Linked DNA regions of Mus musculus: regions 1, 2, 3, 4, 6 and 7 are each linked to region 5. A link is a loop called in an ENCODE intact Hi-C map of the cell type or tissue named here. Cell type or tissue: left cerebral cortex. All regions are shown on one strand. Links, peaks and the distances in the headings refer to the core of each region. The heading gives the core; the rest is flanking DNA. Region 1 holds the start of Spata1 (spermatogenesis associated 1). Region 2 overlaps Uox (urate oxidase). Region 3 has its middle 33 kb from the start of Uox. Region 4 overlaps Mcoln2 (mucolipin 2). Region 5 holds the start of Gm40167 (a long non-coding RNA gene). Region 6 holds the start of Rpf1 (ribosome production factor 1 homolog). Region 7 overlaps Spata1 (spermatogenesis associated 1).

The links. Peaks named below come from ENCODE experiments on the same cell type or tissue, not always from the same donor. Only the 100,000 strongest peaks of a DNase experiment are listed, where the experiment ranks them.
Region 1: a loop joins it to region 5, with 3 times the contacts of the local background. A loop is called at or near these places in 8 of 42 quality-filtered maps.
Region 2: a loop joins it to region 5, with 8 times the contacts of the local background. A loop is called at or near these places in 3 of 42 quality-filtered maps.
Region 3: it touches region 5 in a loop (3.0-fold over the local background); 13 of 42 quality-filtered maps call a loop at or near these places.
Region 4: it touches region 5 in a loop (4-fold over the local background); 17 of 42 quality-filtered maps call a loop at or near these places.
Region 6: a loop joins it to region 5, with 7 times the contacts of the local background. A loop is called at or near these places in 2 of 42 quality-filtered maps.
Region 7: a loop joins it to region 5, with 3 times the contacts of the local background. A loop is called at or near these places in 20 of 42 quality-filtered maps.

The regions. Positions count from the first base shown.
Region 1 is chr3:146,497,679-146,502,031 of GRCm38, forward strand. Spata1 (spermatogenesis associated 1) reads right to left here and starts at 2,115. Exons shown (of 15, transcript NM_001316756.2): 1 at 1,977-2,115. Gng5 (guanine nucleotide binding protein (G protein), gamma 5) reads left to right here and starts at 2,158. Exons shown (of 3, transcript NM_010318.2): 1 at 2,158-2,342. The coding sequence starts at 2,262. In left cerebral cortex, for the core only: no CTCF peak of the experiment used is centred there; DNase peaks (open chromatin) are centred at 2,059, 2,608 and 2,942; H3K4me3 peaks cover 2,102 bases; H3K27ac peaks cover 1,746 bases.
Region 2 is chr3:146,618,166-146,622,518 of GRCm38, forward strand. The region is part of intron 4 of Uox (urate oxidase); the gene reads left to right. Among named protein-coding and RNA genes, the nearest start is that of Dnase2b, 4.7 kb to the left of the region's middle. In left cerebral cortex, for the core only: no CTCF peak of the experiment used is centred there; DNase peaks (open chromatin) are centred at 2,118, 2,509, 3,119 and 3,996; H3K27ac peaks cover 2,780 bases.
Region 3 is chr3:146,562,182-146,566,534 of GRCm38, forward strand. No RefSeq gene overlaps it. Among named protein-coding and RNA genes, the nearest start is that of Uox, 33 kb to the right of the region's middle. In left cerebral cortex, for the core only: a CTCF peak has its summit at 2,291 (motif pointing right); DNase peaks (open chromatin) are centred at 2,305 and 2,710; H3K27ac peaks cover 335 bases.
Region 4 is chr3:146,182,825-146,187,177 of GRCm38, forward strand. Mcoln2 (mucolipin 2) reads left to right here. Exons shown (of 14, transcript NM_026656.5): 10 at 643-744; 11 at 850-972. Among named protein-coding and RNA genes, the nearest start is that of Mcoln2, 35 kb to the left of the region's middle. In left cerebral cortex, for the core only: a CTCF peak has its summit at 2,303 (motif pointing right); a DNase peak (open chromatin) is centred at 2,308.
Region 5 is chr3:146,343,281-146,347,633 of GRCm38, forward strand. Gm40167 (a long non-coding RNA gene) reads left to right here and starts at 3,154. Exons shown (of 2, transcript XR_867699.1): 1 at 3,154-4,353. In left cerebral cortex, for the core only: CTCF peaks have their summits at 527 (motif pointing right), 728 and 2,097; DNase peaks (open chromatin) are centred at 561, 965, 1,533 and 2,142; H3K4me3 peaks cover 668 bases; H3K27ac peaks cover 2,179 bases.
Region 6 is chr3:146,518,168-146,522,520 of GRCm38, forward strand. It overlaps Rpf1 (ribosome production factor 1 homolog), which reads right to left and starts at 3,256. Exons shown (of 9, transcript NM_027371.3): 1 at 3,002-3,256; 2 at 1,220-1,276. The coding sequence starts at 3,229. In left cerebral cortex, for the core only: CTCF peaks have their summits at 957 and 2,274 (motif pointing left); DNase peaks (open chromatin) are centred at 1,011, 2,282, 2,611, 3,292 and 1 more place; H3K4me3 peaks cover 1,970 bases; H3K27ac peaks cover 1,556 bases.
Region 7 is chr3:146,479,612-146,483,964 of GRCm38, forward strand. Spata1 (spermatogenesis associated 1) reads right to left here. Exons shown (of 15, transcript NM_001316756.2): 7 at 2,156-2,249; 8 at 1,517-1,598. Among named protein-coding and RNA genes, the nearest start is that of Spata1, 18 kb to the right of the region's middle. In left cerebral cortex, for the core only: a CTCF peak has its summit at 2,628 (motif pointing left); no DNase peak of the experiment used is centred there.

The sequences.
Region 1 (4,353 bases), core at 139-4,138, 150 kb after region 5:
AGACAGAACTCATAGCATAAGGTGAATGCTAATGTGGTAAGATAGGAGGACAGAAATGTAACATTTTAGAGTAAAAATACTTAATGCCCCATTTCCTGAAAAATGGGTGAAAATATGCATAAATGTTGACTAAAAATACAAATCTTCATTGGCTATCTTAAACACTTTTGCAAACATTTCTTTACCAAAATTTCCCTATAAGTTCCATATTCAATAATGAAAACTAATTATTATACCAACAACATATTAGCAAAGCCATAGAAAGAAATGTATTGCATGTATGTAACAGGAAAAAAAATTGGGAAACCTATGTTGTAGGAATTTTTTAGAACCAAGTCCAGGGCCCATTTTGATAACAAAGTCTATCTTTAATCATCTAATATGTAAACACATGGTAAAGCCTTTGAAATATTTTAGAACATCGTGGAAGGTTAAAAAAGCTTTTACTAGGAGATATTGATAGTTCATGAACTGTATGTAATACTCATATCTTCGAATGTAAATGAATTTAAAGGCAATCTTATTTTCCTTCCTTTCTATCCCAATATGTATTGCTTATTTGACATACCATAAAACTATGATAGCATCTGGTGTGTGAGACAGCAATACACTCTGGTTTCCTAGCTCAATAGTTTGGGGAAAAGAAAACAATAAACTTTCTGAGACTAAGACAAATTTGTTTATTCCTCAACATTTCCTTAATAATGGGTTCTGTACCATGTAAAATCTTCTTTGAAATGTCTTCCAGCACATTCCATAGTTCTTAAGTATTATTGTAACTAATATAAAGTAGAACTTTAAGTTACACGTTAATCTTAGAAATCTGCATTTTAGCATACATTACAGGTAACAAGGCACAAAGTAAAATATTTGTGTTACATTTTGCATTAATTAATTTATTTTGGAGGCACAAGCCTTTAATCACAATGCTTGGAAGGCTGTGGGTTTCGAGGCCAGCCTGGTCTACATGGAGTTTCAGGCCAGCCAGAACTACAAAGTGAGACCCTGTCTCAAACAATATGGTTTGTTCGTTCACTTTTTAAATTATGTATTAATTAATGTACGTGTGTGAATGCAAACGTTCCCAGACTCCAGTGAGGGTGACAGTAGCCCAGGACTTGGTGCTTTTGAGTTGCCCAGTGTGGGTGGTGGGAAGTGTGACCTTAGGTCCTCTGCACGAGGGCTCAGTTCCCCAGTCCTCTAACTGCCATCTTCCAGCCTCAGTTTTCGTATTCTTTACACATATAATTTCATTTCGTTTCATTTTTTTTTTCCAAGAAATCCAGGGAGCGTTTTAACTTCGGCAGTTTAAACGGCTTGCCCAAGCACACCAGGGCTAAATTCAAACCCAAGTTTCTTAGATGGTCACTGTTAAGGACTGGGTAAAACCCCAAACTGATATTAACTGCTCAGTAACGCGATGTGTTGGCCCAGAGCAAACCATGTCATTTTTCTCAGTATCCCAAAGAAACAGCACTCACGACGAACCTCCTGTTTAGAGATGTTAGGTCTCAACAGGACTAATTTAAATCTTACTAAACTTTTGAGTCCTTCTGAAAACCCCTCTGGGGTTCATCAGTTACAAGCACGAAGTCAGCAATTACAGGGACATCAAAAGAGCAAACGATCCCCGAACGCGAACGCTTTATTTTTTAAAAAAGCACGGGGGACAGATTCCAGAAAGACAGGGCTAACAGGAAGCTGTGCGGGGCGGCTCGCACCTCTCGGCGACAGGCCAGCCTCCGACCGTCCAGGGTCCCGCGGCCCGGGTCCGTTACGGCGCCCTGGGCCCCGGGCTGGGCGAGCTGCGGCCGGCGCCGCCGGTTCACCCGAGGGCGCCTCACACAGGGCTGAGCTGGCGGGACTTGGGACGTGTCACGGACGCCCCGAGGCAGCGCGGCCACGTCCCTCACCCCGCCGTCGGTCGCGGACCTCCCTCCCCGCGCTCCCGAGTCCGCCCCGGGGCGTCCTCTTACCTCGCCCTACCCAGCCCCTCCAGAGGCGGAAGGCGCCGGCCGGGCGTCGGGCCGCACCGCCCCCGTCGCCACCGCGCCCACCGGCCGCTCCGCCCCTTCTCTCTCTCTCGCGCGCGCGGGGGGAGCCCGCGGCCGTCCCGGGGGGAGGGGGAGGGGGCGTCGGCGCGCATGCGCGGCGCGCACAGCCCCGGAAACTTCGACGAAGTTCGGAGCCCCGCCCCCGCCGTCCCGCGACCTGCCGCCCCCTGCCCGGACTGACGAGTCGGCCCGGCTGTCCCGAGCGCCATGTCGGGTTCTTCTAGCGTCGCCGCCATGAAGAAGGTGGTCCAGCAGCTCCGGCTGGAGGCCGGGCTCAACCGCGTGAAGGTGAGCGGGCGTGGGCGGGCGGTGGGCCCCGGGGTTGGGGGGAAGCGCGAGCCGACACGCGGCTCCTCTGGCCGGGCTGTGGGCCGAGGGCGAGGAGGGGGCCCGCCCTTCCGCCGCCCGCCGACTCTCGGCGGCCCCGGCGGGTCTCGCCAGCGACTTCCGTCTCGCACGTCTCACCCAGGCTCACTCCCAGCCCTCGTCCTTTGAACACACACGAGTCCGCCTGGGTAGCTCCGGATGGCGGCCTGATGAGCAACTTTTGTTTGCGGATCGTCCCGGGAGTCTCCGGACTCCACCTTTGTGGGGGTCCAGCCTCGAACAAAGAGGTGTTTGCAGCAGACGCCGCGGCGTGCTCGGCTGACCTTGCTGGGGTGTCTGTTTACCCGAGAAACCGCTGGCCGCTGGCCTGGGAGCTTGCGGTCTGGTTGGGGGGTCGGGTCTTGGGCTGTTGACTTTTAGGGAAAGGCTGTCCTTGTTGGTAGACAGCTAGGCATTCAGACGCTTTGGCTCTAAGGACCGTTTGGTTTATTTTTTTCAACTCCTAAACGGATTTGGCCTCTTTCTGACGTAATAGGTCGGGTTACATGTGAAACACTTCCCGGTGATTATAAAAAGAAACAAGAATATAAGTCGCCTTGCTAGACCCTGCCAGTTTCCAAGGTGATTTGATTTTATATTCAGCAGGCTAGTCCTTATTTCTAACGTGCTTTTGGAGAAGGCTTCTATTTAGCTTTCTTCTCAAGTAGAAATGTCAGAGACTGCTCAACTTCCTTGTGGTAACCATAGGAGGAGGGTAGGGAGACGCCCAATCAGTCTTGGTTTGGACTCTAATCATATTCTCACTTTTCATCCAAGTGACTTAGTCTTGGCCAGATTAGAGCTCTGAAATTTGAAGTGATCTATTGATCATCATCATTCATATATAATAACTGTCATAAAGTAGGCCAGGAAGGAAAAAAATAGTGGGTTGGGGGAGGAAATAAAGACAGGTACGTGTAGTAATTACAGTGGCGGTACTTAACCCTGGTGGCCCAAAGCAGTGAGCTAGCTCCCAGAGGAGGACTTCCTTTTCTTTGAAAACCCTACCTGCTCTGTGGCTACCTCCTAGCTTCTCTTGCCTTGCGTCCTAATTCTTCTGAAGGCTTCTCACTGGGATGACTCGAGCCACCACAGACAAACAGGTTTTTGAAGTTTCCATGGCAAGGCTCATCTCACTTGGGAATGTTACATGTCTAATCTAGGTTCCTAAATTAGGTTAGGTGCCATTTGATATCATCCATGTACCACACCTATGCTAGGTGCTTTTTGTGTGTGACATTTTAAAGCTAGCATAAACTTACTATTGTATTCGTTTAGGTGGTAATTACAAGTGCTTTTTTTTACCAAACTCTCAGGTAGGTCAGGACATTTGGAAGCCTGACTAATAGTTTTGCAGTGTCAACCTCCTGGATGGTAGATAGTGGCTGCTCTGTGGCTTGGGTACTAGCAGCCATTCCATCTTAAGTCTCAAGGTTGCTGTTTAGAATGCTGGGTTTTGTTTTCTTGAGACAGGGTTTCTCCATATAACCCTGGCTCTCCTGGAACTCTCTGTAGAGCAGACTGGCCTCAAGCTGAGGTCTGCCTGCCTCTGCCTGCTGGGATTAAAGGAGTGCACCCCAGCGGCCTGGAGCACTGTTAGTCAAACAGCCTTAGGTTTCTCACCGTTCCTTCCCTAGGATTCTGTGCCTAGAGATACAGTCCATACATCGTGGTACTTGGAGAAATGTGTGGGAAAGGAATTAACAGGCACTTCATGCTAACTGCTGATCTTGAACAAAACCAAATGCTGTAACACTGAAAACTCATACTTTACCTTCCATACAGTAGCCACTTTTAAGAGGCAAAGCAGGGTGTGGGTTATTTGTACAAGCGTTTAAGAACTGCAGGAACCTCTAATATTCAGTCCATGAGTCACATGAGACGTATTATACTGAATTGTTGTATAAGCCAAACACAGGTAGATTGAAGCTGA
Region 2 (4,353 bases), core at 191-4,190, 270 kb after region 5:
CAGCTGCTAGTGCAAGTGCCATTGGATCTTCAAGATAAAGGCATTCTCTCCTGAGGCTCTGCTAGACCAGGAGTTTAGCTGAGCTTGTGTACCACTATGATGCCTGAATCACTAATGTGAACTAAATTAGCTCCCAAGCCTTTGAGCTATTTGAATTAAAATTCACAATTATTAAAGCATCCAATGGCTCCCATTCTGACTCTAACCACAAAACAAACAAAGCAAACACAGCAACAAAAGTATACCAGCTAACACAAAGCTAGATAGAAAAGCAGAAGGCGAAAGAGGGGTTGCAGATAAGAGATACTGTATTAGATATTAGAAAAAGAAAGCTCCCCACCCCACCCCACCCCCGCCCCGCTTACTGATAGGAAGGCTACTGAGAGGCAGAGATAAGAAAGGACGTGATGTGACCAAGCCCAGGGCCAGGGCAGGTAGATTTAAGGGTGACAAGCTAGGCAAACAGAAGTAAGGGGGTGTGTGTGAAGAGAGATCTGAGAGGTGATAATCACTTCTAAGACAGCTGTTTTCATCCTTTGACATGGGGACTGCAGCTCTTTGGTTCTTTTTTTTTTTTCCATTTTTTATTAGGTATTTAGCTCATTTACATTTTCAATGCTATCCCAAAAGTCCCCCATACCCACCCACCCCCACTCCCTTACCCACCCACTCCCCCTTTTTGGCCCTGGCGTTCCCCTGTACTGGGGCATATAAAGTTTGCATGTCCAATGGGCCTCTCTTTCCAGTGATGGCCGACTAGGCCATCTTTTGATACATATGCAGCTAGAGTCAAGAGCTCCGTGGTACTGGTTAGTTCATAATGTTGTTCCACCTATAGGGTTGCAGATCCCTTTAGCTCCTTGGGTACTTTCTCTAGCTCCTCCATTGGGAGCCCTGTGATCCATCCATTAGCTGACTATGAGCATCCACTTCTGTGTTTGCTAGGCCCTGGCATAGTCTCACAAGAGACAGCTACATCTGGGTCCTTTCGATAAAATCTTGCTAGTGTATGCAATGGTGTCAGCGTTTGGATGCTGATTATGGGGTGGATCCCTGGATATGGCAGTCTCTACATGGTCCATCCTTTCATCTCAGCTCCAAACTTTGTCTCTGTAACTCCTTCCAAGGGTGTTTTGTTCCCACTTCTAAGGAGGGGCATAGTGTTCACACTTCGGTCTTCATTCTTCTTGAGTTTCATGTGTTTAGGAAATTGTATCTTATATCTTGGGTATCCTAGGTTTTGGGCTAATATCCACTTATCAGTGAGTACATATTGTGTGAGTTCCTTTGTGAATGTGTTACCTCACTCAGGATGATGCCCTCCAGGTCCATCCATTTGGCTAGGAATTTCATAAATTCATTCTTTTTAATAGCTGAGTAGTACTCCATTGTGTAGATGTACCACATTAGCTCTTTGGTTCTTAAGAGAAGTTCTTGACTGACACAAGGTTCTAAAATCACCTTGCTCTGTGCCTAGTTGAGGTAAAGCCAAGTTAGTCCTCTGCCTGGTGGCATCATCTCTTTCACTCCCAGAATCGCACAGCCTGGACTTTGAAGGTCCCTGGAGGCACAGGATGGATCCACAGAGACAAACCTAATTCAGTGGTTCTCAACCTTCCTAAGGAATCTACCCTTCCATGCAGTTTGTCGTGTTGTGATGACCCAAACCACAAGATTATTTTTGTTCTTGCTTCATAACTGTAATTTTGCTACTCAGATGACTCCTAATGTAAATATCTGTGTTGTCCGATGGTCTTAGGTGACCCCTGTAAAAGGCTAAAAGGTTTGTTTGACCCTCCCCAGGAGTCGTGACCCACTGGTTGAGAACCTCTGACTTAGTCGATTTTTTTTGCCTCTATCCTTTACAAGTTTGCAGTTTGATAGTAGAATGATTTAATATGGTTTTAAAATATCCTCCTTTTAGCTATTTTCGTCCACTTTTTGGAGGCGTTAACTATGGAAGCAATTATCCTCTTCATGACTGTTCTTCCCCCCCACCTCAGCTCAGTGAAGCTTTTTTGTGCTTTTTTGACACCTGATGCGTAGGTAAGGCTCTGGGCTTGTTTCCTAGTAATTTGAAGTGAGTTTCTTTCCCCTCGAGAGCTAAACGGTAGATGCACGCTTCTCTGAGAGATCAACCACAGTCTGCCGAGTGTGTAGGAGGACACCAGGAGCTGAAGAGATTATACTCTAGTGATGTAAAATGTGAAAAACCTTCCTGTTGCACTAACCCTCGACCATGGAGGTGCTGAGGGAGGTGTGGTGCGGACTTCCGGGGCAAGGTCACAGGCTGATTGAGCGCTTTCATGTCATGGTACCCAGATGACACTGCTTCTGGTTGAATTACTTCTTTTGGATCTAAACTGGGATCTTTTTAGAGAGAGAGAGTGTGTGTGTGTGGTGGCATATTTTTAGTTGATGGCCCCATGCATTTGAAAGCCTCAGGTTTTTACCAGTGCTCAGCAGGCTGGGGCGCTGCCAACAGAGAAGATAAAATAAGCACTCTGATTTCATCCAGTCGGTCTGATGTGTGCCAAGGAGGAAAAAAAAAATGCTTTCAACATTCAAAGAGGATGGTTTTTGTTGGTTTTGTTCCGAGTGAGGAGGGCATCAGAGTAGTTGGCTTCCACTCGGACAAAACTGGCAGTAGTTGACTGTCCCTGGGAACAGAAGGCACTTACGCTGTGGGAATCCGGTGCCAAAGCACATTTGAAAGTGGAAGGCCTCTCTCCTGTTTCCAGCGTGCAGCGAGAGTGAATCATCTCAAGATGGCCAGCCAGGGTCGATATGTGTCACTCCAGGGCTGGAGGACCGCAGGATGAAGGCCTTTGGTTTCAGAGTCCGTTGAGCCTGTGGGGCACAGGAAGCATCCGACAGGTGGTTAGTGTGGCTGTGGGAAAGCCAGTTGCAGCAAGGTCACCCTGGAGACGTTCACAGTGCATCTTGGACACAGCGGCTATTCTATGAAACCCTCATGTGTGTTACCCTAGAAACACATCAACTCCAAAAAAACCAGGCATGGCTACCATCTCCATCCCAAAGATGAGAAAATCAAGATAGGAAGAGGGGAAGTGACTCCTCCAGAGGCACTGTTTCCATGGAAACGGAGAGTGCTGTGGTAGGAAGGGCATTGGGACTTGATCTGAGGGAACTCTGAATGCCAAAGCTGGGGATTCTAGGTACACAACACTACACAACAGTGTCTTGATGAGTAAGATTACGGGAGGAGCCAAAGCTTGGTGAGCAAAGTAGATGCTGGGGACCAAAGTCACATAGATGCACTGGAGAAGATGGAGACAGAGCCTTCAGCCTCTCTTCTCTTCACCTTCTCATTCGCCTTTGAGGGGTTCTATTTGTTTTAGTTCTGGTTTAGGGCTGTTTTCTGTTTCATTTGGAGGGGCGGGGGTTTTGTTTTCCAGAAGGAGATATCGGTGAAAGCATTTTAGATCCCATAACTTTGTGTGTAATGCAATGATTGGAGTTACTTTTTCCTAGCAACTCATAGGAAAATTGTCCTCTTAAAGATTTGCTTTTATCCTTTTAAAATCATGTTTCTGTGTTAAGCACATGCACATGAGGTGCTCACAGAGTCCAGAGGCTTCAAACCCTGCAGGGGCTGCAGTTACAGGTGCTTGTGAGCCACCCACGTGGGTGTTGGGAACCGAACTTGTGTCCTCTGCAAGGACAGTGACTGATCTTAGTTGCCGAGCCATCTCGGCAGGCCCTGTAAAATTTTAAAGGAATACCATACTTTCGAGATGCACAGGGGCCATTTCAGAAAATGATGCTTCACTATTCAGTGGATGGAGGAGATGCTTTTCAAAGGCTGAGTCCCGAACGCTCGCTGTGGATGGGAGACGGCATCCCTCTACTCTCCTGGGAAGCCCTTTTGAAGTACTGAAAAGAGACAAAGAGCTTCAGGGAGGAGAAACGTTGCACAGATGGAGAATGATCTAAAAGAGGGGCAGAAAATCACGGAATCGCGTGGTGTGAGGCTGAATTTAAACCTCACCTCCGCCCATGTCTAACTGTGAGGACGGGTGCAGAAATGAAAGTCTCCTGCACAGAGATACTTACTCTGGAGTCCGCTGAGGACTAAGTAAGAAAATGTCTTGGAGAGCTATCAGCCAAAAGCACACTTACAAACTGGATGGTGTCAGCCAAAGTTGCAGCCCATTTCCTCTCCTTTGCTACCTAGAGTGTGAGAAACTGACAGACGGTGAGGGGGACGTCAGCTCTCTAGGCAAGACAGGGACTCCACTGTGATGTTGTTGCCCCTTGACATAAATCACCCTTATACTTCTCCACTCAACTTCTCCTGTTGTGGGCTCTGCTGTTCTCTTGGGTTTGAAA
Region 3 (4,353 bases), core at 84-4,083, 220 kb after region 5:
CTTCCCTTGCATTTGTCCCTTGCTTCCAGGGACCTGGAAGTCCTTTATGTCTCTCCGCTTGCCTACAGAGACTCAGAAGTCCCCCTTATCCCTTCCAGCAATTGGCCCATCGCTTCTTTACTAACAGAGCAAGAACCAATTGGGGAACAGGACCTTAGCATCAGAACCACCTCCATACCTATCCCTCAACACTGTCTAGATAAGCTTGCTTTCTCTCTGTCTCTGTCTCTCCCTCCTCCCTCCCCCTCCTCCTTCTCCTCCTCCTCCTTCTTCCTCTCTCTCTCTCTCTCTCTCTCTCTCTCTCTCTCTCTCTCTCTCTGTCTCTCTCTGTGCTATGCTTCCAATGCAGGGCCTTGCTCACATCAGTCCAGGTCTCTGACACCGAACTAAAACCCTTCGTCAAGGCCTTCATCATTGTTTTGACAGTTTTCCTTTCTTTGTCTTCTGAAGCGCTGCTCTGGCGTGGAGATATAGCCAGGCTCTGTGCTTTCTTCCCAGCACCGTCATCCCTAACTCACCAGCCCCATTCAAAATCTCTCATGTTTCTTTCCTAGCTGCCAGGGGTCCCAGAAGAAAATGCATGCTTCCTCTTTTCCAAGACTCGGCCTGCATGCTTGATCATCGCTGTTGCTTTCTCTTCACATTCTCTTGAACTCGGACAGACCAATCAGGTCTTCCCTCCCTGTTCATTGGCTCATTCCTTGCATTTGAAGTACTGCCCGATGACACACTAGGCCTGGGCTTCTTTGCCATTGTCCTTAACCATTGCACAACTGCAACCAACCACTTTCTGTGGCTCCCCTTCTCGATGGATTTTTACAGAGGCCTACCCATTCTCCTGGTTTCTTGTTGTTACCAACCTTGACAATATGGTGCTCGGCACAAAGTGCCCCCACCAACTTGACATACACGGGCTCATCACATTTGGATGCAAATGCACAGAGATGGGCGTGGTGCTTGTCTAAGGCTTTGGCAGTTTTGCATATGCCTTGTGCTAGGCCATTGTGGATAAGGGCGGTCTTCAGCACCTCTTATAGAGCAGTGTTGACATCCATTACACCCACAGCAGCTATGCCTTCCTTGGCCATGGTGGTGAATATTGGTGGTGCTGAAATTTGAACGCCCGAACCTCTTCCTCTGCTCAACAGGGACTGGGGACAGCTGCTCTTCCTTATTAACCTTCAGTCTCCCGTCTGTTAATCTTAGGAAGCTTAGCTCCTGTGCCTTCTCCCTGTGTGCTGTCTGGTTGTTTTCTTCACATCACTATGATAGTTTTACATCGTTATCATTATTGTTATTATTATTTTACTTTCTGCCATTACATTCTTGTTTATCATTTAAGCTCACACTAAAGTTGGATTTCTAACCAGACTCTCTTGAGGTCATTAGGGCTCATCTTTCATGACCTTCCCTTTGCCTTTGACATTGCCCACTGTTCTTGTGAAATTTTATTGTCTTCTGATAATCTCTCCTAGCTGCCCTCATGAGTCTTTGGGTGCTCTGACTCAGTTCCCATTAACATACTGTCAAACAGCGTTGGCGGGGTACCCCAAATGTCCATCTAGCTCAGCCATTTTCATTTCCCACACCCTCTCTTTAGCTGATTAAACCCATGCCATGATTTTACCTTGGATGGACAGATTAATATATTGATAATTCTTCAGCCTGGCTACGGAGTCAGGCTCTGTTAGACAATAGCTTCATGGGCAGAGTGTAGTCGTGTGGGCTTACGTGTACATCTAAACTGTGATGGGCCCACTTCTGCCCTTCCTTGGTTTTAATGTTAGAAGTCAATTATTCCCAGGGAGAAAGAAACCAACATTTCTATGGAATTCTCTCTCTTTTATTATGAGTATTAAGTGATCATCAAAAGTTACCTGTTAGCAATACAAGTACTTTCTTGTCTTGGGTTTTCCCACAAGTTCTGATGGCCAAATAACTAAAATCAGTAGGTCAGAGCCACCGTAAGTGCCAGGCTCAACACAAGTTAAAAAACTAGAGATGAAGAGTCACAGGCAGCAGAAGACCTGGGCCTTGACAGATTTCCTTCATGTCTATGGAATGGGGGAGGGGGGCTGGGGGGGGCTGGGGAGGGACCTCTCTAGATTCTTTTATGTGTGTTTCTGAAATCCTTGGAATATAACTTTGCAGGTGAAATTCGAAGCTGTCTGATCAAAGTGTCTAACCTCATCTGTTTTGTTTTAAACTTGGGGCTGGAGGAGGCAAAACAAAACCAAGAAAAACAATGAATATGCCCCGGAAATCAAATCCAACAGCGTACGTTTCTGGTCAGCAGGGGGCGCACTGTTCCTTTACTCTGGGAAGATTTTTTTCACCTAGGCAACAAGTCTTCTTTAATAATGACTACATCCTAGCAACAGGAGGAAAAAATAATGAAAAAAAAATCAATACATTTTCTCCCTCGTGGTTGCTATTTTTTAAAATAGCTATTTTTGCCAGTATAATTGAGGCGTGTTGCCATAGGACGGGATCCTTGGTTGTCTTTTTGTTGTTTCTCTGTTCTGTCCAGTCTCTTTCTGATTGGGGGTGGCAGGGGGTGGCTTGGGTGGTGGGATGGAAGGCTGTGAGGGTGTTAAAAGCTGTAATGGGGGCTGGGGCTGTGGCACAGGTCAGCATCTCCTGACATAGAAACAAAGACTCTGATTTTCGTTAAAATGGTCAAATCAGCCAGACTGGGTTGCTGTCTGTGACGACCTTTTGTTTGAGTGAATTGATTCAAGGAGACAGAAATGGGAACATGATGTTCTCAGAGGCGGCTGGAAGGATCCTGTCTAGAAGGCCGTGGGTAGCAGCGGATTGAGAACGGGAGAAAAGGGGCCCTCTCTTACCTGGATGCTACTTTGATTTTGAAGAAAACATTATACTCTGTATAATACTTTATGCATTCCGTATTTTTATAAAGAGGAAGAGATGCAATGGATTTGAAAATCAAGCCAGTATATTTCTACATAGCAGTTCATACAAGAGACCTAGCTTGGCTCATTAATATCTGGGCATGTTGGCAGTGCATATGTGTACCATGTGTTCATGCACAGCTATGTACATTTGTTTATATCTACTTAGCAAACATATATGCATATATGTAGACCCAAACCAATAATACAGAGGCACCAAAATGAAGAGAATTCTTTTTCAAAGGATTATACTTTCAGAATAATTGCTCCACTCTCTTACAGAGAACAATAATAGCTCACAGGCAGAAATATTAAAGATTAAAAAAAATTCTTTACTTCCTAGAATTCTTATTTGATTCAGAGAAATTTATGCCGTTTATTTCACAAGCACGTTTTCATCAAGAAAGAATTAGAAATTATGCCTCCAGTAAATCTTTTAATATACAGCCATTCTTATTCAATAATGTGTGTGATTGGATACCCTGTCAGGAATCTTCCCCTCACCCCACTGTGAAAATATTGTATGAACATTTTAAGAGAAAAGGAAATCTAGTTTAGCACTAAGAAACCCTACATCTTCTTCACCAAAGCCCTGAAATGGCTGACTTTTTTCCATAGTAATTTGTTTTGTTTTTCTAAAAGATAGTAGGGGTGTGTTAATTTGAAATTGACAGCAACAGTGTCATTGTCATCATCATGAACAACAACATCATCAACAACAAGAGCATCAACAGCAACACAGCAACGATGGATTTAAAGGGCACGGAGTGGGATTAGATCTTGCCTGTTAATGCAGAGATTCACAAGGCGCTAGTGAGGTCAAGCAGCAAATTCCCCTGTGGCTCGACCGTTACGCATTCCTGTTGTCAGAGATACATCACTAATTAATCCTACATAACCTTCCATCTCACAAACTGTTGCCCTTCAGATCAGAGGCACTAAAACAGTCTCCATCAAGCTCCCTGGCCTATTTCTACTTCCATATGATCTTTGGAAAATCCCTGCAGAAGGCTTATGCTTAGTTTACCTGTTTCAGGAAACCTGTTTTCAGACTAGACCCAAACTGGCATTCATTGAAAATCCTGGAGACCGGGGCTCAGCAATGGAATCCTGGCTCCCTCCTTGCCAGTCATGAGCACTGAGGCAACCCCTTGCCCTTCTCAGCCTTTATCCACTCACAGCAGAGAAGAGTCTGCTCCCTGACTTCCATCTTGTCATGACATGATCTCCTAAGTACGAAGTGCTCAGTGTAGAGCAAGACTCTCAGCACTGTAAATACTTCAGGACACGGAGCACTTTACCTTCCTGGTCACGGTAGCTCCACATGTGAAACAGCAAAGAGGAGGCAGAATTGAGGGCTAGAGGTGATTGTGAAGATGGAGGAAGGAAGAAAATGAAAAGTCCTCATGTCCCCAAAGTTACATTGTTGGATGTATTG
Region 4 (4,353 bases), core at 136-4,135, 160 kb before region 5:
TTTAGCATATTGTATTAAATGGCTGCTTGTCTCTTCAGTGAAGCCTAGAATCCCTTGAGAGCAGGAACTCGTGTCTGTAAGTCACACTGGAGTTTGCTTCCGAAAGTCAATGGATTATATTGCTTGTTCTTTGCCAAACACCAGGCCCTTTCATGCCTAGGCCAGTGGCAAATGCAAGTCCTATTTCAGAATAATAAGTTCTAAAAAATACTAAAATAAAACCCAAAAATTTGAAGCTTCCCTCTTCTTCCTTCCCCTCCCCTTCCCTCCCCCTCCTTCTCCCTCTTTCTTCTCCTCTCCCCTCTTCCTCTTCTCCTCCTCCTCCTCTTTTTCTTCTTTTTCTTTTTCTTCTTCTGCCTCTTCTTCTTCATCCTTCTCCCCACTCATTCTCTTTCTCCTTCTTCCTTTTCTTCATTTTTGTTTTGAAACAAGGTCTCACTCTGAAGTCCAGGCTGGCCTAGAAATTACTATGTGGTCCAGGCTGGCCTTGGAAATGCATGTTGATTCTGTAGTCTCAGCCTCCCAAGTACTGGGGTGATAGACATAGGTAGGGGACAGTCAGTTCTTCTCATCTGTTAAAGTGAGGTAAGCAAGCCAAGGGGACTGGGGTGTCGGCTCAGCTGTTTTCTTTTCCCTCCTCAGAAGCTCACAAACTATGACGTGTGCAGCATCTTGCTCGGGACGTCGACGCTCTTTGTCTGGGTTGGAGTCATCAGATATCTGGGTTACTTTCAGACGTACAACGTAAGCTCTCAGAAGTGCCATTGTGGTTGACACGGGCTCCTCCTCTGAGTTCTGCCAGCTGGTTCTCATCCTCCGAGACGAGCTGTCCGCGCCTTTGTCTTCCAGGTGCTCATTTTAACCATGCAAGCCTCACTGCCCAAAGTTCTCCGGTTCTGTGCTTGCGCTGGCATGATCTACCTGGGGTACACCTTCTGCGGCTGGATTGTCTTAGGACCGTACCACGAGAAGGTGTGTAGCACCAATTCTTTCTGCATCGAGGGCACGTGGGGCCCTTTGCCTGAGTCTCGAGCACGTATCTCTGCCACTCTTCTCCAGCGAACACCCTGGATGTCTGTCTTGATGCTTCTTTTTCTATTTCTCTGCCGTCTCCTTTTCGGGATAGTGAACTCACTTTAGGATATTGGAATAAGAACACCTCTCATAGTAGTCTGAGCCAGGCTGAGGATCTGACACATTCAATCAGCTGATTAGCAGGGAACAGTGTTTACCTGTGGGATCACTGTCAGCAAGCTAAAAACAAAAGAGTAAGGGAATTATGATAGAGTCGCTCTAGTGTGAAGCATTAGGGTCTACATCCACATTGGCTGAGAGCGACAGAGAAGAGTGATGGCCCTGCCTGGAGTGAGCACTTCATCTGTCTTAACATACGCACACATCCTTGAAGGTGGTTTTGACAGTCTCAGGTCTGCGTCTCAGCTGAGTTTCTAACTATATTTCCTTTCAGTACCATCCTAAGTCCAGGACCAAGCTTATAGTCAAGCTATAGTCAATCCTGAGAGCTCTGAGGAAGAAGTGCTGTGAGTTCAAGGCCAGCCTGGGCGAAATGCTATATTCTGGGCTAGCCTAGGAAGAGAAGGAGACTTTGTCTCAAAACAATGATATAATTGATCGGTAGAACATCACAAGAAGTGAGTGAGGCTGTGCTCCAAGCCAAACAATGAAAAGGGTCATTGCGCCTCATGGCATTCCTTTCCTTGTCCCTGGGTCCTTGGAACAACAGAAAAAGAATAGCAGTCACCATTACTGACTGGAGTAGTGCTGTGTGGGACCTTCCAGGGTCTCTCTCATGTCACACACAATCCTGTCACACTCCTCAGACACCCAGTAAGGAGGAAGGAGGCAGGAACAGAAGGGATTTCCTCCAAGCTAAGTTCTGACCTTGACATTAACTGAAATATGTGGTTTGCAAGCTTTTCATAGAATGAGTGATACACATGGCTCGGACCCTCCCCGCTGTCCCTATCCAATCAAACCCCAGTGTGGAATACCAGCGATCCCTGCCCGTCTGTTACATTTAATGTGTCCAAAAAGAGTCCTGATTTTTTTTTTCCCAGTGAGCAAGGAGGCAGCCTCCAGCATAGCGGCAAATCCTGACAATCCTATTGATTTTCCCTGCCTCGTGTCACGTCTTTGAAGGTGACTCACGGGTAAAGATTGCTCTTTGATATGATAACTCCAACATGGAGAGCTCACTGTCTTTACCAAGTCCAAGAGCATTTGCAGTTTTCTTCCTCTTGCTTGCCTCCTGCTCCGGGAGCAGCTTCACCTATCTGTCACTAGAGGGCACTGTTGCACCGTGTGGAATAAATAAATACTGGGTCTAACCAGGCTTTCATCAATCCACTGGTCCCAAGACAGCCGGACAAGCGGTCCTATGTCCTTTGTCACACGCTCTGTGCAGTTCTGTCCCTAGTCATTATTCTGAAAGGTTCGAAGTTAATACCGTTTGAAGTTTACTGAATGGCTGCTATTCTTTGCTTTTTGTTAGGCCTGGTGTCCAAGTTCTTTATCTCCCTGGCTATTCCTCCTCTCATTAGTCTTCTGTCACTGGGATAAAATGCCCGGCAAACCAGCTCTTAAGGACGAAAGGATTATTTTAGCTCATGGCTCCAGTGCAGGGTCACTTGGCCCCATCGCCTTAGGGCTGGTGACCAGGCAGTGCATCATGGAAGGACATGACAAAGGAGGCCTGTTTGCTACACAGTAGCCATAAGGAAAGAGGGAAGCAGGAAGGGTTGGTTTTCCAACAGCCCTTTCAAAGCATATCCCTAGAAGTCTCCCACTAGGCGCTGTCTCCTAAGGTCGCCCAGTGGTGCTACAGTTTGGAGACCAATCCTTTAACGCATGTGCCTTTGGAGTCACTTTGAGGTCAGAGCTACCATACCCCATCTTCTCTTTCCCGTGAGATGGCACCATCCTTTACGGAGAGAGAACCTTGATATACCAAGGCATTTCTGTGGTCACCCAGACAGTAAGTCACAGCGTCACACCAGGCCTGCCCAGCCTCTGTTATCATGCTTTGATATCAAGAACAGCTGAGCATCGAGGCCAACGTTATTAGCACTTTTAGAATCGCAGCAACCTTGAGTGTGGACGCCATTCACCATTTCCAACACACAAGCCAACAGAAGACTCTAAAGGGAAGGTGTCGGGAAAATTCTTACTTGGTGCGACCGACTGGAGTCAAAGCAGCAGACTTTAGCTTCCTGCCTTCCTGTTACACATCTGATTTCAGCGGTTCAGCCTCAGGGACCCAACCGTCACATCGATGCCCATTTCCAGCACTAATGGACTTTGGCACTGTGCTCCTTGAAAACGCCTAGGTACAGGGAGCTAAAGACAGCGGATCGTCTTTCACACTGCATTCTGAATTATTAAGCACGCCTCTAATGTGGCTTTTACATTTCCTGTCTTCAGGGGACTTTTTTTTTTTTTACTATGATGCATGAATAATAGTTTTGTATTATCTCCATTTTACAAATACGAAGAACAAGCCACTGATAAATCATCGCACTTTGCTAAGGCCAGGGGCAAAATTGTGACATTTCCAAAGCTTCTGGTCTTGCCCAGACACTTCGCTTACTCATAATGAGCCAGCTAAAACATTTTACTGTTATAAAAGATTCTTATTACCTGCCTCAAACCATACTTTAAGTCATTCTGACATAGCGATTGCAGGCTGTATCTGCATTAGGACGAGAGGTCTTTCAGCTCGCTCACAAGCATCATTTGTGACGTAAAGGTTTTGGTTCCTTCTGTGATTTCATACGACCACCAGGACTATTGATTGGAACTACCCATTGACTGTTTATTAGCAGTCTCTGTGCACATAGCGCTGGGGCGACTGAGTTCCCAGAAGGCAGAGACTGTGGCTCATTCCTCTTCATGTTTTTGGTACCCACCCTGGTGCCTGCAATGTGTCAAGTGTTCAGCGAGTTTGCTGGTGAGAGCCAGTTGCCCTGCCTTCCAAGGTGTGATGGCTAATCTGCACGGTCAACCCACCTGGACTGAGCGTCACCTCGGAGACACACCTCCAGGCATAAGCATTTGGGCATTTCCAGAAAGTTCTAACAGAGGAGGGGGGGGGGGACTCATCCTGAATGTGAGTGGCATCATGAAAGGGTTCAGAGTCCAGAATGAATAAAAGGGGGGGAGGAAGAGACCTGGGAGAGAGTCTGATTCTCGTCCTGCTGAGATGCAAGCAACTGGCTATGTACACTCCCACTGCCCCACCTTCCTGACACGACAAATTGTATATCTAACCCCCCCACCCCCCAAAAAACTGTAAGGAAGATAAATCCTCCTTCCTTGCCAAGTGTTTGTTCATAC
Region 5 (4,353 bases), core at 86-4,085:
CTGGAAATAGCTACAGTAGCTGAGTTCAAGCATGTGAGCGGGTAGGGGACATTTGAGACTCCATAATAACTGAGGGGCTGCTCCTTCCTTAAATAAACTGGTTCTGAGGAATATGCTCAGTGCCACAGCTTTGCTTTAAATCTCCTTGATTATTTACCTTCATTACAAAAATAACTTGTCAATAAAATAAACATGATACACCAAAGTCAACCAGAACTGAAGTCAATGTATCTCAATGAATGTCTATGTGGTTAGAACAGCCATTCTGAAGCTGGGGCACTTCACCCTGGATTTTACATTTTCTCCGTGGGATACGCTTTTATGTATTCTATCCACTACCAAAAATGAGAAGCCCACGAAGTCCACCACAGAATAAAAAACTAGGATTCGCCTCCATCCCTTATGTCCATCATTCAATTCCTTTAAAGGTGGGGCTGGAGGGCAAGGCAACAGAAAGGCTGAGGCAAAGTGCAAACTCTGATGTAGACGCCCCACATGGACCAACAAATGGGAGGGGAGTGTAGGGAGGCCAGGATCCAGTAGAGGGCAGATGTGAGTCAGATTCCAGAAACAGCACATCTCTGTGGACCTAAGACTCAAACTCCAATTCAAGGTAACAGTATAAACTGCACTCTGAAGCGATCCTTAGGTTGAATCATACACACCTAATCATATGTGGCTGAAGTGCACCTCACTATGCATGTTTGTGTGCACACATACGTAATTATTCACCAAACTGCTCCAAGGCAAGCTCCTGACAGGTGAGTGTAAAACGAGAGAGCTGCTTTCACAGTGTACATTCTGAGATGGGGTTTCTTTTCTACCAGACACGCGCTCTAATGAAACAACCGTCACTTACTTGTTATTTTTAAAAAATAAAATCTGAAGTGGGTGGAGTAAAAAAAAATCATACCACTAGTAAAAGAGACATCAGGGCTTTGGGCCTTGCGGGAGGAAGCTTCCAGAAGGCTGAGGCAGCCCACTTGACTGTATGTGAGAAGATGTAGACATCTGGCTTCCTCCCACTCTTTTTTCATTGGATCTCATATCTCTGTAAATCATCAGAAAGCTTTCTGTGGCTTTTTTTTCCCCAGTATTTCCACTATAACACTTCCACCTCTTACAGTGTCCTACATCACACAACATCAACAGTTGATTTCCCAGACCCAGAAGGACCCCTGGTCATTAGCAGAGTGGTCTTTGACAATGTTCCTCCCAACAGCGGGGATGGGCAGCCTTCAGGGGATTCGTGCTAGACTCGTCCTAATTAAGTGCCGAATGCTCTGATTCCTTTGCCCGTAGTTTCTTGTCCTCTGGGGTGAGTAATGATGGGACACAAGTGTGTGCAACAGGCAGTCGGGGGTCACAGTACTGGCACGCAATATGGTGGCAGCAGATCACTGGGTGGACAATGCCAGGAATGCAGGACTTGGCGAAAGCAGTTTCCAGGCCTGAGTGGATTAGAACCTAACTGACTTCCAACTGCTTCTCGGGAACGCTTGGGTACAATGCAGTCACTCTTCCAGAATGTGTGCTCTCTCTCTGAGCAGCACAGCCTCCTGCTGGCTCCCTGGGCAATTTTGACTTTTTTCTTACACTTATTGATTTGCAGAGGTGTAAAAGCCAGACAATTGTGGGAGGCAGCCCTCTTCTACCACGAAGGCTCCAGGGCTGTGTATCTGCCTCACCAGTCCCAGCTGAGGAATTTGAACAATGTTATTTAACAACTTAAAAGGTGAAACAACGTAAATACAATAAATCGAAGGAAGGAAAGCTTTAAAAAAAAAAAGCAACTGCAGATGTAAGCAGGAATTTTTAAAGCATAGAAATCTGAAAATGTAAGATTTCAAAATGGTTGCGGGGTTGTTACCATAGCAACGCCAGTCTGAGCCACAGCATGTTTCCAAATGTCTTTCTCTGTGGGGAGATGTTCGAGGGCAGATTTCAAATTTTTTAATTAAGGAAAAGAATAAAGAATCAAGTTTAATGGGTTAAGAGCCATGCTAGAATGCCAATAACCCTCCCTCCAAGGCCTGAGAAGTCTGGTGAGGAGCGCTTTCTGGGACATGACAATTTCCCAGAACCGCAGCGTGGGGTCGCTGTGGTTCCACCGCTGCCTACGCCTCCGTCTGGCGCCTCAGAGAAAGGGCTTCCCTGCTCCTCCTTTGAGCCGCCCTAACAGTCCTGTCTTTAAACCGCATTTATGACTATTCTGTGCCGAGACTGTGAAAACCTCTTGGGACAGAGTCACAGTGAACAGCAGCCGGTGACGTTCACAGTCTAGAAAGAGAGATAAGTAAATAAATAGAAACATTAAGCTTGTGGTTAGATGTGGATGAAAAGGGAAGGGTGCCATTAGTGATGGAGTCTGCGTTTATACAAGGTGCGGGAAGATCTTCATTATGAATTATTAGGCTGAGACCCGCGGCTGAGCCTAAGGGGTGGAGGGATTGAGCACCAGGCAGAAAAGAAGGCTGTGCGTGTCAGGGCTCATGGAGAAAAAGAAACCTTAGGCTCTGGTCAGATCTCTTTATTTTTAGCTAGAGAGAAGCATGGGATGAGGGGTGGGGCTATTCAATTTGCACAGTTTGTGCTTCACACTACAGAACTGTTCCCCATTTCCTTTGTGAATTGTTTATTATTTGTGGCTTTTGGTGTGTGTAAACATTTTGAAAAGCCTACTTAGTATTATAACAATTTAATACTTTTTATATGGCTGCTGTCACAACACAGATTTAGGCCATGGAGTCTAGCAGCACAGCCACTGCGGGTGAAACAATTTAAAAGTTCGAGGGAAGCAAAGCATTTGGTGTTATGAGAGCAGAGATTTGGGGAGTAGCCTTCTTTGTGGCATTTCCAATTTCTGTTGTCATTACTCTTACATGGCTGCTGCACCAGCAGTCTCTCAGATCCGGAGGCAGGGTAGCCTCACCCGTCTTAATAACATTGATTGGCACAGCAACACAGGAGAGTGTTGGATAAGTGAAAAGGGAATGGGAGAAGGAGGGGGGATGGCTGGCAGGTGGGTGGGGGTAGGGCTAGTTTGATGGATGGATGCTTAGATGGATGGAGGGAGGGAGGGATTATTGAATGGATAAATGGATGGATGGATGGATGGACGGATGGATGGATGGTTGTTTGCATAGAGGGAGGGATGGGTTGGGATGATGGAATGAGGGAATGGTTGAATGGATGGATTGGAGGGAGGGAGGGATGGCTGGCTGAAGTGACAGGCAGAGAAGGTAAGGAGTGTGAAAGTGCCAACTATGTGGCACAGAACACTGGTGACAGATCTTCATCATTCTTCCTTGTACATGTCAAATACTGACGAAGTACCTGCTGTGTGTGAGTCACAGTCACAGTCACAGACAGGGGCGTACAACAGTGAGTAAAACCGTATTGCCCTCATGATGTTTACTGTCAGTGATGGAAACAGATACGAACTGCAACTGATCCCAATTTTAGGAAGTATTATGTATATAAAATGAGGTGTGGATTTAGTGTCGTCAGGGTCGAGAGAGTGTAAGTACTGCAGGTTGGATGAAAAGGTGTCCTGGATGTTGGTGTAAGAATGAAAGGACAAAGGACAAACTTGATCCTGATTCGATCCCAAGGCCAGGGCCAAGAAACAAAATCCCACCAATCCCTGCCTGGGCTTTCCACAGAAACCCACCAATCATTAAACACTAAAACCCACCAGTCCCTGGACAGGAAAACCCACCAATCCTGAGCTCACCCAAGCTCAGGAATTGAAATCTCACCAATCCTCATTCTGGAAACCTTCACCCAGGAAAGCTCCACCCCCACCCCAAATCCTATATATAAATCCTGTGCTCTGCCTAGTTCCCTGCTGTTTCTCTCCCAAGCAGAGGCAGTCTCCCTCCTGGGTTTTTCCCTCCCGACAATCTCTTGTGTGAGGTTTGTTGTACAGCGTGGCTTTATGCTTTATGGTATTCCTTTATGGTGTCTCCGAACTGCTAGGATACCTCTCAGAGCAGAACTTGGATAAGGGAATCCTTCGCCTGCAACTGAAGGAGAGCTGGGACACTTCTATAGGGAAGCCTTTCTGTTCGGAGCCAGGGCACTTAGAGTTGGGAACCAAGAATACCACCAAGTGGCAGGGGGCAACAACCCTCACATAAGAGAGTTGTTGGGAGGGAGAACCCCAGGAGGGAGGCAACCTCTGCTTGGGAGAGAAGCAGCAGACTGCAGTAGACAGGGGTTGTACAGGATTGCTTAGGGGCAGGGCTTTCCAGGGTGGGGAGTGGCAAGAGTTCTAGTTTGACGCTTGGGCCTTTTACTGTATAGGGCAGGAGCTGGGGCTGGCCATTAGGACAGTTAATGTCTGTAAGT
Region 6 (4,353 bases), core at 124-4,123, 170 kb after region 5:
GAAACGTGGCAAGTCTATCCAGCGACCCAGTAATTCTGTTTGGGGTTAATTTATGGAAAGAAATAAATTGTCTATGTGGTGGCCATTTGTAATGGAAACAAACATCAAGATAACACCCTGCATACCACATGACCAGATAATGCAGAATTATCATGCCGCCGAGTTTATGGTATCAACATACTTGCAAGGAGTACAGCAGAACTAGGAGAACACACAGATGCCACACAGTGACCTGAAGGAACGGTGAACTGAGGTGCTACTCAGGATGGGCGATGTGGATGTGTGTAAGGTGTGCAGTTGTGGAAGTTGGTTCTCTCCTTCCACCCAGTGGGCTCTAGAATTACACTCAGCTGGCCAAGCTTGGCAGCAAGTGCCTTTACCTTACCGAGTTCTCTTGCTGACTCTTATGTAATCTTTAAAGATAATTCCAGGAAGTCATCTTTCAGTCCAAAATCTGACTTTTTGTGTTCAGTTAGGCAGGGTGTGGTATATACCAGCTGAAAGCCTACATACACCCCAACCCAGGGCCAGCGATGTGTTAAAGGCCGGCCTGCACATGAATTTGCTGCAATCCGATGATAAGATTATATGATGTATTAGAATGCTGAAGGTCAAAATAATCTAATATTGATGACTTTAGATGTTTTAAACTGATCCTATTTGGACAGTGCATGAAAAGTAGTATGCTTAGTCTGTACACAGCCTGAATATGTTTATCTTTCTCAGAAATCCTATTCTCACTTGGTATTTATAGGTGGTAAAGGGGAGGAGAACCATAGGCTTTAAAAATCTTACACGCTAAATTATGAATTAAGCATATTTGTAAAAATTTTAAAAAACGAAAACTTTCGTCTTGTAACAATGCAGGAATATTTAGTAGTTCTTTTAGCTTCAAGTCACAAGAGTTAAACCCCAAGCCTAAAGTGGGAGTTCCCAGTTCCAACAGCAGGGAGAGCTTTCCCTGCCTCCTGAGCACACCGCGCTTACCACCTGCACACAAAGCACCTAGGAAGGCACAGCTCAGGGAAGTCCAGCAACTCCATCTGAGCGAGCTACTGAGAATAGGGGACGAGTTGTCACCACTATTTGCTAAGTTGGGTACAGAGTACAAAGGGATTTAGTACATTATTTTTATACATCTGAAATGTCTTAGAAGAAACCAACACAGTATCAGGAAATACTTCATAAGACAAAATACAAGGCTATAAACCTTACTTACCTTATCGCCAAGAGCCTCTCTCTCCTTTTTAAGTTTTTTCTTAGCTGCCAACTTTTCCTTTGAGATAAAAGCAAACAATATTGAGAAACCAGTAGTTATTTCATAAACTCATACTGAAACTACAAGTCAGCTCTGAGAAATTACTATAACCTTTTAAAATAAGCACATGAAACTTTTTAAAGGTCTGCTTAGATAGCCCAGGCTTGCTTCTGACTGACCATCCTCCTGCCTCAGACTCCTTAGTGTTTTAGATTACAGGTGCATACTCCCACTCACAACTAGACTTATCGATTTTTCTTTAATAGCTAAAATATTGAACTACAAATGGGCAGGCTAATCAAGAAGATTCATTTGACAAAGAGCTTGCTCTTTGTTTTGCTTCCATCAAATCAACATTAAGTCTGAACATTTAAACTTTCAGTAACTTTAATTTTTTACTATAATACTTCCAATTAATTAAACGTATGAATGAACAAGTACATTTTCCCCTAGTGGATGCGTTCTAAAGATTATGGGTATAATGGTTACTTCTCTTGAAAAGCACTGAAAATAGACAGAAATGGGAGATGAGTTCTCAGGACATTTCCAATAAGGTCACCACTAGTTATTCTTATAGGTTATAACCAAAACTACCTATTAAGGTCAATAGGAAGTTGCAAACATGTTCAGTTGTTACTTAGTATACACTATAATCTCCTGAATCTAGACAAAATGTCTGACACATTCTGTAGTGCCTACTGATCTTCAGTCCAAAAAAAAAAGGCTTTTAGGACATTCCTCCCTCAAAATTGCAAATCAAGCCCGGCGGTGGTGACGCACGCCTTTAATCCCAGCACTTGGGAGGCAAAGGCAGGCAGATTTCTGAGTTCGAGGTCTGGTCTACAAAGTGAGTTCCAGGACAGCCAGGGCTACACAGAGAAACCCTGTCTTGAAAAAAACAAAAAAACAAAAACCAAAAAACCTCCACAACTGACTGTTCTTCCACAAGTCCTCAGTTCATTCCCAGCAACCACATGGTGGCTCACAAACATCTGTAATGGGATCTGATGCCCTCTTCTGGTGTGTCTGAAGACAGCTACAGTGCACTCATATAAATAAATCTTTAAAAAATAAATAAATAAATAAAAAGAACTCCAGTAGCGACCTAGCACTTACGAAAAGATCCAGCCAAGGTCCTCCAGTAAGAGAACACAAATATAAAATCATGTGTTAGTTGCTGTGTATGCTGTAATAGGGAATTTTTAAAATTGTAATTTAGACACAAATGAGCCTCATGATCCTGGGCAAGGCTTACTTACAAGTCTGTCTAGTTTTCAGTGCGAGCACAAGGCGGAAGAGAGCAAACACAGCTATGACAGACACTTCACAGTGCTGAAACTTCACCAATGGTTCCTTGAAAGAGTCTGGGGCCACGTTTAGGACCTGGAGTTTACCACCAACGCTAGGCAGGCGGGATGCGCAAAGGCAGGGGGCGGACCCTCTGCCATCTCCGGCCAGAGGCTGGATCGTCGGTTCCAAATCCCTCGGCTTCCCAGAGAGTGCAACCCACGGAGCAGGCAAGGGCCGGATTCCCCTACGCCAAGCTCATCCGGCAAAAGGCTGACGCTGGGGACCCCGTAGCCAAGCGAGGGGCTGGGGGCGCGCCTCCGGCCCCGCCCCTTCAACCCCGCGCGCCCCCGGCCCCGCCCCTTCAACCCCGCGCGCGCACGTCGCCCCCCCCCCAGCCCCGCGCGCTCCCGGCCCCGCCCCTGCGCTCGTGCCCCGCCAACCCCGCGCGCGTACCTTCCGCTGCTGCTGTTTCCACCGCGTGAACATCAAGTGTCGCCGCTGCTTGTTCTTAATCTCCGAGATACTGAAGCCCGGGGGGAAGGCGGCCGCTTTCGCGGGCTGCACCCCGCTCTCCGCCGTCCCATCGCTCGCGGCCGCAGCCTCTTGAGGCTCTTCAGCGGCAGCTTTCCTCTTCAAGCCTCGCTTGCCGCCACCAACACTTTTCTCGCCGGCCTTCGCCATGTTGTTTACGGCTGTACGGAAACGGAAGTGCTCTCTGTCTTTGACCCGGGTCATACGGTTTTACTTCCGGGGCCGCCAAGTTCCGGAACTAGCGCTTTGCTTTATGGATTAGCTATGTAAGAAAGTGCCAAGGCTGGACGCTGGTGGTGGCGCACGCCTTTAATCCCAGCACTAGGGAGGCAGAGACGGGCGGATTTCTGAGTTCGAGGCCAGCCTGGTCTACAGCCTGAGATCCAGGACAGCCAGGGCTACACAGAGAAACCCTGTCTCGAACTCCCCTCCCCCCAAGAAAGAAAGAAAGTGTCAAAATTCAGAGTTCGTTCCCGACTGTACATTATTTCTAATAGAACAATTTCTAAACAGAACAAGATTAAAAAGAGAGCAAAGAAGCATCACACTTCCAACGTTCTCACTGGTCTCAGACTTAATGCTTATGCAGCAATGCAGGAAAATCCTTTCATCTGAGATAAACTGATAACGCCTACCAGACAATGGAAACGGCCAGCTGCGAGGCCCCTTAGCAGCAGCAAACTAGTCTACCACTCAAACACCACAGACACCAGAAGTCAGACGAAAATTTAGGAGAGAAGAAGAGGCTTGAAGTTGAATAGATTCTGTGAGGGTTTTGTAAAGACGCTGTGTTTTGTGTAAGATGTAGTCCTCTTGGTGGATTTTGAGGGAGAAAATGATCAGGCATTTTGCTTTATTTTTAAGGCGCTACGGCCCTGACTCAGGCTTTGTAGATGCTAAGTGAGTGGTTGTCATAAAGCTGAATTTACAGTCTCCTTGATTTACACATAAAAAACAATACTCATAATAATTATTTAAGGGGACTGGGAAGATGGCTCAGTGATTAAGAGTACTGACTGATCTTCCAGAGATCCTGAGCTTAATTCCCAGCATCCACATGGTGGCTCACAACCATCTGTAATGGGATCTGATGCTTTCTTCTGGTGTATCTGAAGACAGCTACAATGTATTCATATACATTAAATAATTCTTTTTTTTTTTTTTTTTTTTTTTTTTTTGGTTTTTCAAGACAGGGTTTCTCTGTGTAGCTCTGGCTGTCCTGGCACTCACTTTGTAGACCAGGCTGGCCTCGGACTCAGAAATCCGCCTGCCTC
Region 7 (4,353 bases), core at 189-4,188, 140 kb after region 5:
CAGCAGGAACTGGAAGTAAAGGGGACAGAGATGGATGGTGGCCAGACACAGTTTCTGAAAGACTGAGGAAAGGGCTTTCAAAGGGCGAATTGCCAAGATAAGAGTTTCACTGAGTCAAGTTAGCAGAAACCCCTCAGCCACTGAGAAGACCTGTATTTGATCATCTCTGGAAGATTGGCTGCAGCTCTAGTTTTAGAGATCTCAGGCCATAGCTGGCTTTCTATAGTACTAGTGTTCCTATGATGAGGTAGCAACATGCAGCATGACTGTATGGCCCAGCAAACTATTTGCTTCATAGTGGCCGGCCGGTACCAGAACAAGAATATCTACCAAGTAGACTTCCCTCTTTCTTCCCTTGTGTTCCATACAGGCCCCCAGCATGCTGGAATGTGGTACCTTCCTTTAGGTTGGATCTTATCCACTTATCTCTCTGGAAACACGCTCACAAACACACCCAGAAATGTTCCTTACTAATTCCTAGGCACATTTTAATCCAAATTAAGTCAACAATCAAGATTTATAATCATATCTACCTCTTAAGGTTTCATTATTGTTTGCAGAAGAAATGGGAATTAAATTAATATGTGCAAAATGCTTAAAATAGTGCCTGCTAATAGATACTTTGTATATGCTTGGCCCAGGGAGTGGCACTATCAGAAGGTGTGGCCTTATTGGAATAGGTGTGTCACTGTGGGCATGGGCTTAAGACCCTCATCCTAGCTGCCTGGAAGTCAGTATTCTGCTAGCAGCCTTCAGATGAAGATGTAGAATTCTCAGCTCCTCCTGCACCATGCCTGCCTGGATGCTGTCATGCTCGCACCTTGATGATAATGGACTGAACCTCTAAACCTGTAAGCCAGCCCCAATTAAATATTGTCCTTATAAGAATTGCCTTAGTCATGGTGTCTGTTCACAGCAGTAAAACCCTAACTAAGACAGTTAGCTATACTAAATGTAGTATTTCTAGAATCTTAATAATGTCCTAAGTTCATACTGTGTATATTCACAAAATTCTCTCCACGTCTTATTAGTTCTTCAGAATAAACTGGTGATATAGTATCCATTAGCTTCTTTAGACTTTTGCTAGTCACATGAAACAGCATCCAAAGCCACACTGCTAGTAACTGAGAACCGGTGATAACAATCAACTATTATATACCTTGTCAACACACTCAAGAAATCTCTTCTAAAGAGCAGAAGTAATGAAATACATCCACCAGCATATTAAGTTACAAAATAGCTACTAAAGCTGACAATTAGATGATAGTACCTTAGGAACAGTGAGAACACTTAAGACAACGATCTAGAAGCTGCTGTAGGTAACATGTCCATCCCACTCATTTGGGCATATTATCTCTTCACAAAAGCAGAAACAAAAATCGAATCACCAGTGGTAATACTGATATTACAAGAAAATATTTATGGCAGTATAAATAAACACTTAAATATTTAATCTGGAGCTCAGTTGTAATCTCTCATGTTGCAATGGTACATTGAAGTAAAATTGTCACCATACCAGTGTGGCCTGCCTTCTGCTGAGAGCTGCGTTATCCTTCTCCTCATCCTCCTCCTCATCATCATTTTTCCAAAGAAATGGACTTAAAAGAGAATAACAAATTTGAAAGACATATTAAAACTTGATTCGTGAGTATTAGTATCTACTATTCATATATTAATGATTGTTTTGATGTTATAAAAACACAAATATAACTAAAATTGTTTAAAATTAATCTCAAAGCTAGAGGGTGGCTGTATCAATAGTCCTAAGATTTTTCCTGGCTAAAGCAGAGGACTGCTTGAGCCCAGGAGTTTAGGATCACCTTGGTCATCATAGGAATACACTCATATATATATATATATACACGCACACACACATATATACATATAAGTTATGCTGAGCTATGTTTTCTTTCAAACACATTAATGATCAATATAAACTACATTTAATATGAATAGTAAAATAAGATATTACTATGGATCTACCACGATTGAAAATTATTAGAAATATTAATCTTTAGTGAATGTAATTCTCTTGCTTATACAATTGTTGCTTAATTTGAAAAGACTGTAATCATTATATAAATCATTATAGAAATACATCCTTTTACTTACACTCCAGAGTAGAATAGATAGAATCAACATTTGTACTAGTTACCTTTTTAGGTTCCCAAAATAATCGTTTGATTCTTCCAATGATCCCAGCAACTTGGAATTTCCAAAGTGATTTTGTGTAGGTTGGCTTTCCTCAGCTGATGTTTATATTCATGCAATGGCAAATAAAATTCAAATATTGGAAAAGTAGTAAAGCATTGTTTTCTTTTCTTTTTTAAAAAAGATTTTATTTATTTTACTTATATGAGTACATAGATGCTGTCTTCAGACACACCATGAGATCCCATTGCAGATGGCTGTGAGCCACCATGTGGTTGCTGGGAATTGAACTCAGAACCTCTGGAAGAGCAGTCAGTGCTCTTAACTGCTGAGCCGTCTCTTCAGCCCAAGCACTGTTTTCATATGTATATATTATAACCTCATCTCATGAACTTTGCAAATACAAATTCGTATTTTCCAGAATAAGATTTACAATATATTAGTTGTATGAATAAAGGATTCTTTAGTGACCTCTTCTGGCCTCCTTAGATGCTGCATGAATGTGGAACATGTACATGCAGGCAAAACACAAATACATATAAACAAAAACTTCTTTTCAACTTGAAGCTGTGATTTTTATTTTAATTTATCTACCACTTATTTTCCAGTTGACATAGGCAATGTCAAGCAAACAGAAATTTTTAAAATGATCTCATTAATATTAAATTAATTAACATTAGACATAACAGCTGCTTAAAAGTAATAGTAAAACCCCAATCTGCTCACCTACCCTCAGTCACCAAGCGAAGAAATAATCAAACGTAGAAGACCTGTGGGTCCTTTCTGGTAGGAATACAAGATTCTGGTCATTCCTACCATCAATACAAAGCAAGACGCATAGCAGCATAGTATCTGTGCATCTTCATGACAAGAGACCTATTTCTATATTTACTCTTGAAAAATAATAATGTTTTGTGAAAATATACAGATTCACAGAAAGGGAGTAACTTTGAAACTAAGATTTGTACTTTGAGTTGTTTGTGACAAAGTTAAGAGAAATTTAAGCAAAGAAATGGCATGTGAAGGTTTAGAGTACTAATAATGTGTATACTAGTTTTAAATCAACAGTGAAAATTCAATATGCCTCTCGTTCAGTGCTATAAACACGGGCTTTAATAAAACACAGCTCAAGTCCTGGCATTGCCCATTTATTTCCTCTTTAAAGTGCTGCAGTGGTGAAGCATACTTCCCAAGACTTAGAAATCCTGATCCCTGAAATCAAGATCTGATTTCAATCCCAACTGTCATTTCCTAGATCAGGCCTGGAGTACCCAAGTCTATTGTTCTTATTGTTGCCTCAATTGTGTTTCTAGGACTGAAATTCAATCCTGTCACTCTTATTAAATACTCCAGGTGGCTTCCACTGTCCACTGAACTCTGTACATAGAGTTCGTAAAGATCCTTAGCTCCCTCTCGAGAAACACAAACTCATGGTACATGTTCACCCTCTCTCCTCATACTATAATGGTAAAACATGCCTGACTAGATTTACCCTGCTAACTAAATCCTGAAAATGCCATCCAGATCATGATTGAATGAAGGAAGCGTTCTGCAGGCACTCATGTCGGCATTTTAAGTTTCAGAGCGTGGGGTACTTGGATCTCGGAGCACAGACTCCACCTCTCCCTCTCTTCCTTTACTCCCCTGTCACACACACACTTACACGTTCTCACCAGCCATGCTCTTCTAATGAAGATGGTTTCCATTCAGAAGGAGATGAATGGGGTCAATCAGAAGCAAAGAAACCTTTTCAGATATTTTCTTCTATACAAAATAGACTAACAGAATATTTTCAAGAAATTCCTTTGTATACTAACCTAAACAATAAAAAATTATAAACTCCTTCTTGTTGGACGAAATGAAATACAAATGAAAATTCCTTGCTATGACAATAAATAGCTATATTACAATGATTCATCCAAATAAAATCAATGACTCAAAATAATTCAGCTTGAAATTTTTCAAAAATATCTTTGGCTAAGCATAGAACTGTGGATGGCTATTACTCAAGCCAGTTTATTGACAAAAACTTCTAAATGAAGAAATATCAAGATAACATACTCCATGATTGGGAAGACAGGGAGGTGCTCATGGTTAGAGAGGCTTGTGGCTCTTGGGGCAAGAGCAGGTGGCAGTTGCTTGTTACATGGAAATGACCAAGAAGCCAAGAGCTTGTGGTAGAAGTGAAGGCGAAATACGAAC